2 separate regions of the Homo sapiens genome follow, and region 1 is linked to region 2. The links are chromatin contacts, found by Hi-C or POLR2A ChIA-PET in ENCODE. All regions are on one chromosome and are shown on one strand. Each heading gives the region's core, a stretch centred on a gene start or an enhancer-like site at or near the end of the contact. The rest is flanking DNA. Distances are from core to core; before and after follow the strand shown.

Evidence for each region. Hi-C counts contacts between places; a loop is a spot of excess contacts on that map. ChIA-PET counts read pairs that join two places held with the same protein, here RNA polymerase II (POLR2A). Pooled maps may share reads with other maps.
Region 1: a map of heart left ventricle shows a loop between it and region 2 (2.6-fold over the local background). The contact joins two enhancer-like sites. A Hi-C loop is called at or near these places in 2 of 168 maps with a recorded cell type or tissue (heart left ventricle and heart right ventricle) and 5 of 50 pooled maps. POLR2A ChIA-PET finds 5 or more read pairs at or near these places in 6 of 52 experiments (CD4-positive, alpha-beta memory T cell, IMR-90, WTC11 and 3 more).

The regions. Positions count from the first base shown.
Region 1 is chr3:32,458,843-32,463,792 of GRCh38, forward strand. No RefSeq gene overlaps it. Among named protein-coding and RNA genes, the nearest start is that of CMTM6, 42 kb to the right of the region's middle. RefSeq lists an enhancer at 1,173-1,883 and a silencer at 2,275-2,569. Within about 2 kb of position 1,494, at least 12 of the 41 ENCODE cell types and tissues checked have a DNase peak (open chromatin) inside an H3K27ac peak, as active enhancers do.
Region 2 is chr3:32,310,471-32,316,071 of GRCh38, forward strand. All of the region lies in intron 1 of CMTM8 (CKLF like MARVEL transmembrane domain containing 8), which reads left to right. Among named protein-coding and RNA genes, the nearest start is that of CMTM8, 75 kb to the left of the region's middle. Within about 2 kb of position 3,566, at least 5 of the 41 ENCODE cell types and tissues checked have a DNase peak (open chromatin) inside an H3K27ac peak, as active enhancers do.

The DNA.
Region 1 (4,950 bases), core at 244-2,743, 150 kb after region 2:
ACGCCCAACTAATTTTTTTTGTATTTTTAGTAGAGACGGGGTTTCACCATGTTAGCCAGGATGGTCTCGATCTCCTGACCTCGTGATCCACGCGCCTCGGCTTCCCAAAGTGCTGGGATTACAGGCGTGAGCCACCGCGCCTGGCCACCATAATTTTTTAAAAAGCAATTCAGGGCCAGGTTCAGCAGTTCATGCCTATAATCTCAGCACTTTGCGGGGCTGAGGCAGGCAGATCACCTGAGGTCGGGAGTTCAAGACCAGCCTGGCCAACATGGTGAAACCCCATCTGTACTAAAAACACAAAAATTAACTGGGCATGGTGGCGCACGCCTGTAGTCCCAGCTACTCAGGAGGCTGAGGCACGAGAATTCCTTGATCCTGGGAGGTGGAGGTTGCAGTAAGCCAAGATCACAGCACCACACTCCAGCCTGGACAACAGAGCAAGATTCTGTCTAAAAAAAAAAAAAAAGAAAAAAAAGAAAAGAAAAAGTCAATTCAGGACCTATGTCTAGGCACCTCAGTAGCTGAAAGAGCAAAAATTACACCAACCCAAAATGGCAACCCACAGCCCAACAGTGGCCACCCCATGTTCTAACAGCTAAGCATTATGGGTCCTGGAGAACACAGCTGTAGGGTATGTTTGTCTTCTCTAATCCAGGCTCTCTGGGAGCTGTTCAACCCAGGGGCCTTGTGGAACCCAAACTGTGTACCCACCACCCCTGCTCCCAGAGCAGTTACAGCCAGGTGGATCCAAGCAAAGATGTGAGAGGAGGGAAGGATGCACCCATGGGGGAGGAGCAGGGAGCCAGGGGAGCCATCCTGGCAACCTGAGGCCCCAGGAAAGGGTGTTGGCACCGGTGGCCGCAAGGGGCACTGGGAGATGAGGCCGACGGCCATCTGCTCACATCCCCCACCACAACCAGCCCGTTCCCTGGCCTTGCTCTTGGGGAGGTAGGGAGGAAGGCTGAGGGGGGGTGCCATCCCTTGGGCACACCTCTGCCAGGTTTTCTCATTACCCACAAGAGTGGCAGAAAACTGTTGCTCAGCCAGGCTCTGGAAGACTACAGCATCTGTGGGGTTTTCTGTAATAGGGAGGCCCGTGGCAATAGAACCCCCAATCTTTGAGGACAGTGTAGCGGGGAGACCGGAGGAGAAAGCCAAGTGGAAGGGAGATTAGTGATGGAGCCCGGTGAAGACGCCCAGGCCTGGCTGTCTTCTGGGCGTGGCCTAGGACCACCCCACTGCGGGCTGCTGGGATGACAGGGCAGGGCCAGAGCTGGATGTCTGCAGACGGACCCAGAGGGAGAACAAGTGTGTTCCTGAAGGAGGCCCCCTTAACCCCGGCCTGAGGCACCCCCTGTGCCACTGCCCTGTGCTGAGCTCAGCCTGGCTTCCAGCCAGGCCACTGAAGAGGCCCCAGGTAGGGGAAGACAGACCCAGAGCTGGCCCATTCTCTGGGCCACCCACCTGCAAGCCTCTACACTAGCATGAAAAGCAAACTTCTGTTGCCATGGAAACACAGCAGGTCTTTGGGGCCCCTCCTCAGCAACCACCACTTCCCTCCTTTGTGGCAGTTTCTGAACTGCATCCTGTGAACTCTCAGAGGTGCTTCAGACTCACAGATACCCGATTTTATGAGTAAAATATATGCAAACACTTAAAACACTCTCCAGCCTTCAATAGCAAACACGGACACTGGGAGCCCCTCGGCCTCCATGCCGTCTGCCCAGGGTAACTCAGCTCGTGCAGCCGCCGTCAGTGCAAGGCCACCCAGAGTGTGAAGCAAGCTGCTAAAAACCCCGCCACCACCTCACTGGGCAAGCCTGGGCTCCTCCATCCTGCGCAACCCAGATGCAGCAGCAGAACAAATCTGACCGTGAAGCTGCAGCTGCAGTTATCTCCTTACTTATCCAAATTGTGGGCTTTCCAAATTAATCCCATTGTTCCTATGCACTGACTTTATAATAAGTAAATGTTATCAATGTAAATTAGTCATTGATATTCATACCATATTTCCCATTTGACATAATGGAGTTTCATGCATAATTTAGATTGAAAAGGGGGATTTCTCTCCTGAAAAAAAAGTGTGGAAACTTTCATGAGTGTCCGTGTGAAGAGACCACCAAACAGGCTTTGTGTGAGCAATAAAGCTTTTAATCACCTGAGTGCAGGCGGGCTGAGTCCGAAAAGAGTCAGCAAAGGGAGATAGGGGTGGGGCCGTTTTATAAGATTTGGGTAGTTAAAGGAAAATTACAGTCAAAGGGGGGTTGTTCTCTGATGGGCAGGAGTGGGGGTCACAAGGTGCTCAGTAGGGGAGCTTTTGAGCCAGGATGAGCCAGGAGAAGGAATTTCTCAAGATAATGTCATCAGTTAAGGCAGGAACAGGCCGTTTTCACTTTTGCGGTGGAATGTCATCAGTTAAGGCAGGAACAGGCCATTTTCACTTTTGTGGTGGAATGTCATCAGTTAAGGCAGGAACTGGCCATCTGGGATATGATGGCTTAGCTTGGGCTCAGAGGCCTGACATTCCTGTCTTCTTATATTAATAAGAAAAATAAAACGAAATAGTGGTAAAGTGTTGGGATGGCGAAAATTTTGGGGGATGGTATGGAGAGATAATGGGCTGCTTCGAGCGGGATTAGGGGTGGTGTGGGGACCTAGAGTGGGAGAGATTAAGCTGAAGGAAGATTTTGTGGTAAGGGGCGATATTGTGGGACTGTTAGAAGAAACATTTGTCATTTAGAATTATTGGTGATGGCCTGGATACAGTTTTGTATGAATTGGAAAACTAAACAGAATAAGAGAAGGAGAAAAACAGGTATTAAAGGTCTAAGAATTGGGAGGACCTAGGACATTTAATTAGAGAGTGCCTAAAGAGATTCAGCATAGTCCTGCCAGCAAAGATTATTTATTTACTTTAAGAGTTAAGAGTGGCAGTTTGGGGATAGCACCAGGAGATATCAGCTGTGATGGCTTGGAGAAACAGTGTAAACTGCCAGTGTAAACAAGAGCAGGGCATGTATGAGTAGTTGAGAACGGTGAATAGGAGTATGACTAGACAGAACATAGTAGGGATGACAAGTTTTTTGGGGCACAGTCTAAGTTGGTCTGGTGTCTGGAATGAGACTGGGGCCTAATAAAAAGGAGCGTCTAAACAGGAGCTTAAATGGGCTGTACTTTGTAGCATTCCGAGGACAAGCCTGAATTCTGAGAAGGGAAAGTGGTAAAAGTATGGTCTAGTCTTTTTTAAGTTGGTGGCTGAGCTTGGTGAGGTGTGTTTTTAAAAGACCTTTAGTCCGTTTACCTTTCCTGAAGACTGAGGACTGTAAGGGAGATAAAGGTTTCACTGAATACTAAGAGCCTGAAAAAATGCTTGGCTGATTTGACTAATAAAGGCCGGTCTGCTATCGGACTGTATAGAGGTGGGAAGGCTAAACCAAGGAATTATGTCTGACAGAAAGGAAGAAATGACCGCAGTGGCCTTCTCAGACCTTGTAGGAAAGGCCTCTACATATCCAGTGAAAGTGTCTACCTAGACTAAGAGATACTTTCGTTTTCTGACTCGGGGCATGTGAGTAAAGTCAACTTGCCAGTCCTGGGCAGGGACAAATCCTTGAGCTTGATGTGTAGGGAAGGGAGGGGGCCTGAACAATCCCTGAGGGGTAGTAGAATAGCAGATGGAACACTGAGAAGTGATCTCCTTGAGGATAGATTTCCAGGATGGAAAGGAAATGAGAGGTTCTAAGAGACGGGCTAGCGGCTTGTAACCTACATGGAAGAGGTTATGAAATGACGACAGAATAGAATGGGCCTGTGAGGCTGGAAGGAGATATTTTCCTTGGTCTAAGAACTATTTGCCTTGTGTGGGAAGAGATTGATAGGTGGAAGTTTCAGCAGGGGAGTAGGTGGGAGTGACTGAGGGGAAGGAGAAAAAGTGAAAGTGAGGGATATAAGTTGGAATGCTAGCTGCTTTTTTAGCTATCTTATCAGCATAAGCATTGTCCTGAGCGATGGGATCTGATGCCCTTTGATGGCCTTTGCAGTGAATGACTCTAGCTTCCTTTGGAAGTAAAGCAGCTTTGAGAAGCATTTTTATTAAAGAGGCATTAATGATAGAGGACATTTGTGTAGTGAGGAAACCTCTTGCATGGAGGTGCAGGATATGGAAGGCATATTTAGAGTCAGTATAAATATTGACATTTAGTCCTTTTGCAGGAGTGAGGGCTTGACTTAAGGCAATGAGTTCGGCTTGCTGAGAGGTAGTGGAGGGGGAAAGAGCGGTAGCCTCAATGATAGATGTGGAAGATACTATAGCATAGCCTGCCTTTGCTGGTGAGTGGAGATTAGGCTTGGTGGAACTGCCATCAATAAGCTAAGTGTGTTCAGGGTGAGGAACATGAAAGAAAGAAATGTGGGGAAATGGGGTGAACGTCAGGTGGATCAGAGAGAGGCAGTCATGAGGGTCAGGTGTGGTATCCGGAATAATGTGGGAGACTCAACAAAGAGTGAGTACAGCTGAAGGAGCCGGGAAGCAGACAGTATATGTGTCAGGTGTGAGGAAGAAAATAGATTTTGGAAGTTATGAGAACTGTAGAGAGTGAGTTGAGCATAGTTTGTGATTTTAAGGGCCTCTAAAAGTATTAGGGCAGTGGTAGCCGCCATACGCAGACTTGAGGGCTAGGCTAAAACAGTAAGGTCAAGTTGTTTGGATAAAAAGGCTACAGGGTGCGGTCCTGGTCCTTGTGTAAGAATTCTGACCGCACTAAGCATGCCTAGGAAGGAAAGGAGTTGTTGTTTTGTAAGGGATTGAGGTTTGGGAGATTAGTCAGATACGATCAGCAGGGAGAGCACGTGTGTTTTTATGAGAATTATGCCCAGATAGGTAACAGATGGGGATGAAATTTGGGCTTGACTGAAGTAATGGGACCTGTCTGTGAAGCCTTGCGGCAG
Region 2 (5,601 bases), core at 2,316-4,815:
CCAAAGGAAGAAATGAGTTCAAGTAAACTAGGCCGGACTTAAAAATAGCTGTTTACTACTTTCTCCTAGGGTTATTTTCCTGCAGCGCGAGGAAGAAATCATACTGCGAGGCTCAACACAGCAATCGTGTGTGCCATTTCCTCCCAGGAACCTGAGAATTTCTCTGCCAGGATTATCCTTATGGTCAGCTATGGGCTCATGCTTTTGAGTGGTGCCAGGTGCAACTCTGAATGTCTAAATAAACTAGGAAATACTCTGACTTGTTTTATAGGATTGGTTTGCATTTTCAGGTTATACAAGTATAAAGAATTGTGAATTGTAGAAAGTTGGAGGAAAACATAGAAATTTGGAAATACACAAAGTTGGAAAAAAATGTTAAACACCTATGCTGCTATAATTTTTGCTTTTCTTTCTGGACATTTTTAGAGCATATGCTTAATATTTCAGTAATTAATGATGGTTATGATAAAGACAAGGTAAACAATTGGACCTGTCTTTCAACAAGTGAATGAATAAACAGTTGTGGCATAGCCAACAATACTGCACAGCAATGTAAATTACTAATGTAAACGACCTGGATGAATTTTAGACATTGTGTTGAATCAGAAGCCAGACACAAAAGAGTATATACGGTATCGGGGATGGTCAGCAAACCACAGCCTACAGGCCAGACCCAGCCCATGACGTGTTTTTGTGTGACCCGCAAGCTAAGAATGACTTTTATATTTTTTAACGGTTGCGGAAAAAATTAAAACAAGAATACTGTTTTGCAGTTTGTAAAAAATTATATGCAATTCAAATTTCAGTGTCTACAAATAGTTTTATTGGAACACAGCCATTCACTTGTGAACTGTCTATAGCTGCCTTTGTGCTCCAAGGACAGAGTTGAATCATTGTGACAGAGACCGTATGGCTGCAAAGCTTAAAATATTTGCCATCTGGCAGGACTTCGCTCCTTCTGGAGGCTCTAGGAGAGAATTGGTTCCCTTGTCTCTCCAGCTGCCTTCCTGGGCTCATGGCTCCGTTCCACTCTCCCGACTCGTTTTTCACCTTTGTGGACCCTTGTGACTATATCAGGCTCATCTCGTAATCCAGGAGAACTTCCTCACTTTAAGATTCTTAATCCCATGTGCAATGTCCTCTTTGCCATGTGAAACTCCTGTTTCCTCTCTAGTATTCATAGTCAGCCCACTTCTGTGGCCACATGTGTAGTTCTTTTTCCCCCCACACCAACCGATTCTCCACCAGCTGGATGTCCTATAAATCAATTCAATTCTGACACTAACTGGAGTTAGCACAGATCCCACAGGTTGAAGTCTCAGTCCCACCAGACTGCCCCTGCCCACTTCAAACGCCAATTGCAAGTAGTAGGTCCTGTTGACCTAAAGGAAGAAACTGAGGCAAATTAACACAGGTAGAGAATTGCTTTGGGATAAGTTGATGACTGCAGCCCGGGAAGCACTGGGAAGTCCTCTGGAGAACAAAAGAGAGGCTTCAGCTTTTAAAGAAAAAAGGATGACTCAGAGGAGGGGCGATTATAAAAATTGTTTTCAAGAATTCTCCTTGGTTTACGGAAGTAACATTGATGAGAGATTGGCTATACTTTGTTGAACTACAGGGTATGGGTTATGGTATCCAGTGTATGGCATTGTTACGTTAATTTATAGCTATTTGTGGCGTCAGTCTAGAGCCCTCATAGCAAGCAACTCGGAGATGATTACTTAGTTCAAGGGCAGAGGGGTAAGATGTGACCCCTGAAATGAAATGTCTCATTTCAATGCCTCCCTAGGCTTGATAATTTAAAGGGGGCCCGCATCCCTCAGATAAAAAGTTTCTTTTCTTTCTCAGTCCCCAGGTAATCCCACAATTTCTGTCTGACTTAGCTACAAATTGGCAGTTCCTGTGACCCCCACCTCAGGTACAATCACTTGCTAGAACAGCTCACAGAACTCAGGAAACACATTTACTGTAAAGGATATTACAAAGGATACAGATGAACAGCCAGAAGCTGAGGTACCCAGGGCAAGGCATGTGGGCAGGGGTGTGGAGCAGGAGCTGTGTCCCCATGGAGTTGGGGGTCACCACCCTCCTGGCATGTGAACATGTTCTTCCTCACCAACCTTGAAGCTCTGCAAACTCTGTCCTTTGAGGTTCTTATGGAGGCTGCATGACAGAAGCACGCTAGATTAAATCACTGGCCATTGGTGATCAATTCAATCTTCAGTCCCTCTTCCCTACCCAGAGGTTGGGATGTCGGGCTGAAGGTTCTAACCCTCTAATCACATGATTTGTGCCCCCTAGCAACCGCCCCCGATCCTGTGGTGGTTATCTAGTAGCTTTCCAGAAATCACCTTATTAACATAAACTCAGATGTGGTTGAAAGGGGCTTGTTATTAAATAACAAGACTTTTTTTCACCTTTATTGGTCCAGGGCTGTTCCAGGAACCAAGGACAAAAGACCAAATCTTATAATAAAAGATATTCCTATTGCTCTAATCACTTAGGAAATTATAAGGGTTTTAGGAGCTATAAGGCAAGAACTGTGGATGAAGACCAAAATGTATATCTTATTATATCACAGTATCACACCATGTAAGGTAACATATTCATGGGTTCTGAGGATCAGGGCATGAACATCTCTTGGAGGCCATTATTCTGCCTAGCACTGATGGAGACAGGAGGCAGCCAACTCCTGCCCCTGGTGAAACCCCACCTTAAGCCTAAAACAGCCTGAAAACTGAAAAACCAGACTGCTGGTCCCGAATGAAGCCCGCTCTTTCCCGACGGATTCTTTCTGAGTAATGTCCACCTGAGCACTGGGAGAACAGGGTGGGGCCTTGGAAATTTCATGCTATTTGCAGCAGGGGGGAGCCTAGCATTTCGTATTCCTGTGTAGTGAGCTGGGATTCAGTCAGTGAGGTGGAGAGCCTGTTAGCAGGCTCCCACCTCAGCCTCCTGTGTAGCTGGAACTACAGGCTCATGCCACTATGCCCGGCTAATTTTTTGGTATTTTTAATAGAGAAGGGGTTATGCCATGTTGCCCAGGCTGGTCTCAAACTCCTGAGCTCAAGCAAGGTGCCCACCTTGGCCTCCCAAAGTGCTGAGATTACAGGTTTGAGCCACCAGGCCTGGCCCAGCATCCAAATCTCTTGGAGAAATTGTTAAAAATGCAGACATCTGGGACCCATCCCAGAACTACTGGGTCAGAATCTCTGGGGGTTTAGTGCTCTGGAATCCGTGTTTAGCAAGTTACAGGTAACTGATACACTTTGCAAAGCACTGCTTTAAAAGACCAGGTGAAGAGGGAAGAGTGGGAGGAAGAATGACTCATTGTGCTGTTATAGAAAAAAACCATGTTCTTGTCACACGACCAGGAAAGATTAGGCTCGTGGACACATAGAAGGGTGAGGAGTGGAATTTACTGGGTGAAAATTTACTGCTTGAGCCTGGGAGGTTGAGGCTACAGTGAGCCATGATCGTACCACTGCACTCAAGCCTGGGTGACAGAGCGAGACCCTGTCTCAGAAAAAAAGATCTGGATGCCAGTACTCTCTAAGCATCATAAAGGAAGATGACTCAGTCTCAGAGAAGCTGCCGAGGCTAGTTCCTGGAGAGGGTTCTACAGGATCTATTTCTCATTTTGGAGGCTAGTACAGCTGCAGTAGCAGCTACACCCTACAAAAGTAAAGCATCATTACTTTGTTCTCCATCAACCATTGGGCCCTCTGGAGAAAGGGGAGCAGTGTGAGTTAAGAAAAGGGCAACCTTGTTATTCTGTGGTTATTATGACATGAGAGCAATGTTGGGTGTATCAGGGCTGCAGGGGCTGGTTGGGGTACCAGAGGATTTGCTGAGGAGTGCTGGAAGCTCCTGACCAGTGGCTGCTCTGCAGAAATTGAGGGAGGGTTGATGCAAGTTCCTAGTTCAAGAGCAGCCAGCCCTTCAGACACCAGGGGTGTGAAGGCAGGTCCTACTGGGGAGAGGGTGGGTAGGCAGAGTAAGCCAGAAAATTTTTTTTTTTTTTTTAAAGACAGAGTCTCACTCTGTTGCCCAGGCTAAAGTGCAGTGGCACCATCCCAGCTCACTGTGACCTCCACTTCCCGGATTCAATCAATTCTCATGCCTCAGCCTCCCAAGTAGCTAGGATTACAGGCGCATGCCACCACACCCAGCTGATTTTTGTGTTTTTGGTAAGACAGGGTTTTACTGTGTGGGCCAGGCTGGTCTCAAACTCCTGGGCAAGGGATCCACTTGTCTTGGCCTCCCAAAGTGCTTGGACTGCAGGCATGAGCCTCCACGCCAGGGCTAGAAATGTTAATATGCCTTTCTTTCTTTCCATTATTGGTAAGGAAGGAAAATTTTCTAGGGTAGGCTCAGGGTTGGGTGGCGGGGGGGGTCCAACTGAGGCCTTGTTGATGGAGATATTGATAGCCTTGTACACAGATCTTTATTTTTTTTTTGCGTTCTAGTGAACATAGGTGAAAACTTAATAAGTGGCAAAAAAATTCCCATCACAGTTGTCCCTGTTTCCCTGTTCATACTTCCTGACTTTTGAGTGCCCCAGTGAGCCTTTGGTCATTGGTTCAGTGGTGAACTAAGTGCTGTGGGGAAACAAAGGTAACTAAGCCACAGCCTCTGTTTTCTTCTTCTTCTTCTTCTTTTTTTTTTTTTCTTTTTGAGATGGAGTTTCACTCTGTCACTCAGGCTGGAGTGCAGTGGCACGATCTCAGCTCACCGCAACCTCTGCCTCCCAGGTTCAAGTGATTCTCCTGCCTCAGCCTCCCGAGTAGCTGGGATTACAGGCGCATGCCACCACACCCAGCTAATTTTTGTATTTTTATTAGAGGCGAGGTTTTACCATGTTGGCCAGGCTGGTCTCGAACTCCTCACCTCAAGTGATCCACCCACCTCGGCCTCCCAAAGTGCTGGGATTACAGGTGTGAGCTACCACGCCCAGCCCTGTTTTCAAAGACTTTGCAGTTCAAGGAAGAGATGCGGACACTGAACCACAAAACGGGGCAGGATGAACCAGTTGCTAGAATAGAGGCATCACTGGCCAGGTGCTCAGCGAAGGCACCCACAGTGGGATCCCTGGAATGTTAAAGCAAAAGAGATTCCATGGCTGAGCAAGGTTGGAAGGCCAGGTTAATCACAGTTAATGTTGTACTATGTGACTCCATGCTTTAATATGACACATTGCCAAGAGATGGCTTGAGTCCAGCTTTTCCCAGATTTGACCATGAACCTTTGCTTCATAAAATATTTCTGAGAACATGCTTTGAAAAAGGTGACTTATGGAGCAGATGGCATATTTTTTGGTGGCTTATGTAGTATTAAATACTAATTCCTAAACTATCTGGAGTTGACAACCTATATTTTATTTCTTTTAAGAAACCCAGATGCCTCTCATTCCCTCTCTTTTTAATGAATTGGATCCATTTTGAGAAACTCTTAGTACTCCTTGAAATAACTAGACATCCTCTGGAAAGTTATAAAAGAAAATTACCAAGATCTAAAATTTTACTTGATCTTTTCTGTGATTCCACCTTTTTTTTTTTTTTTTTTTTTTTTTTTGAGATGGAGTCTTGCTCTGTCGCCCAG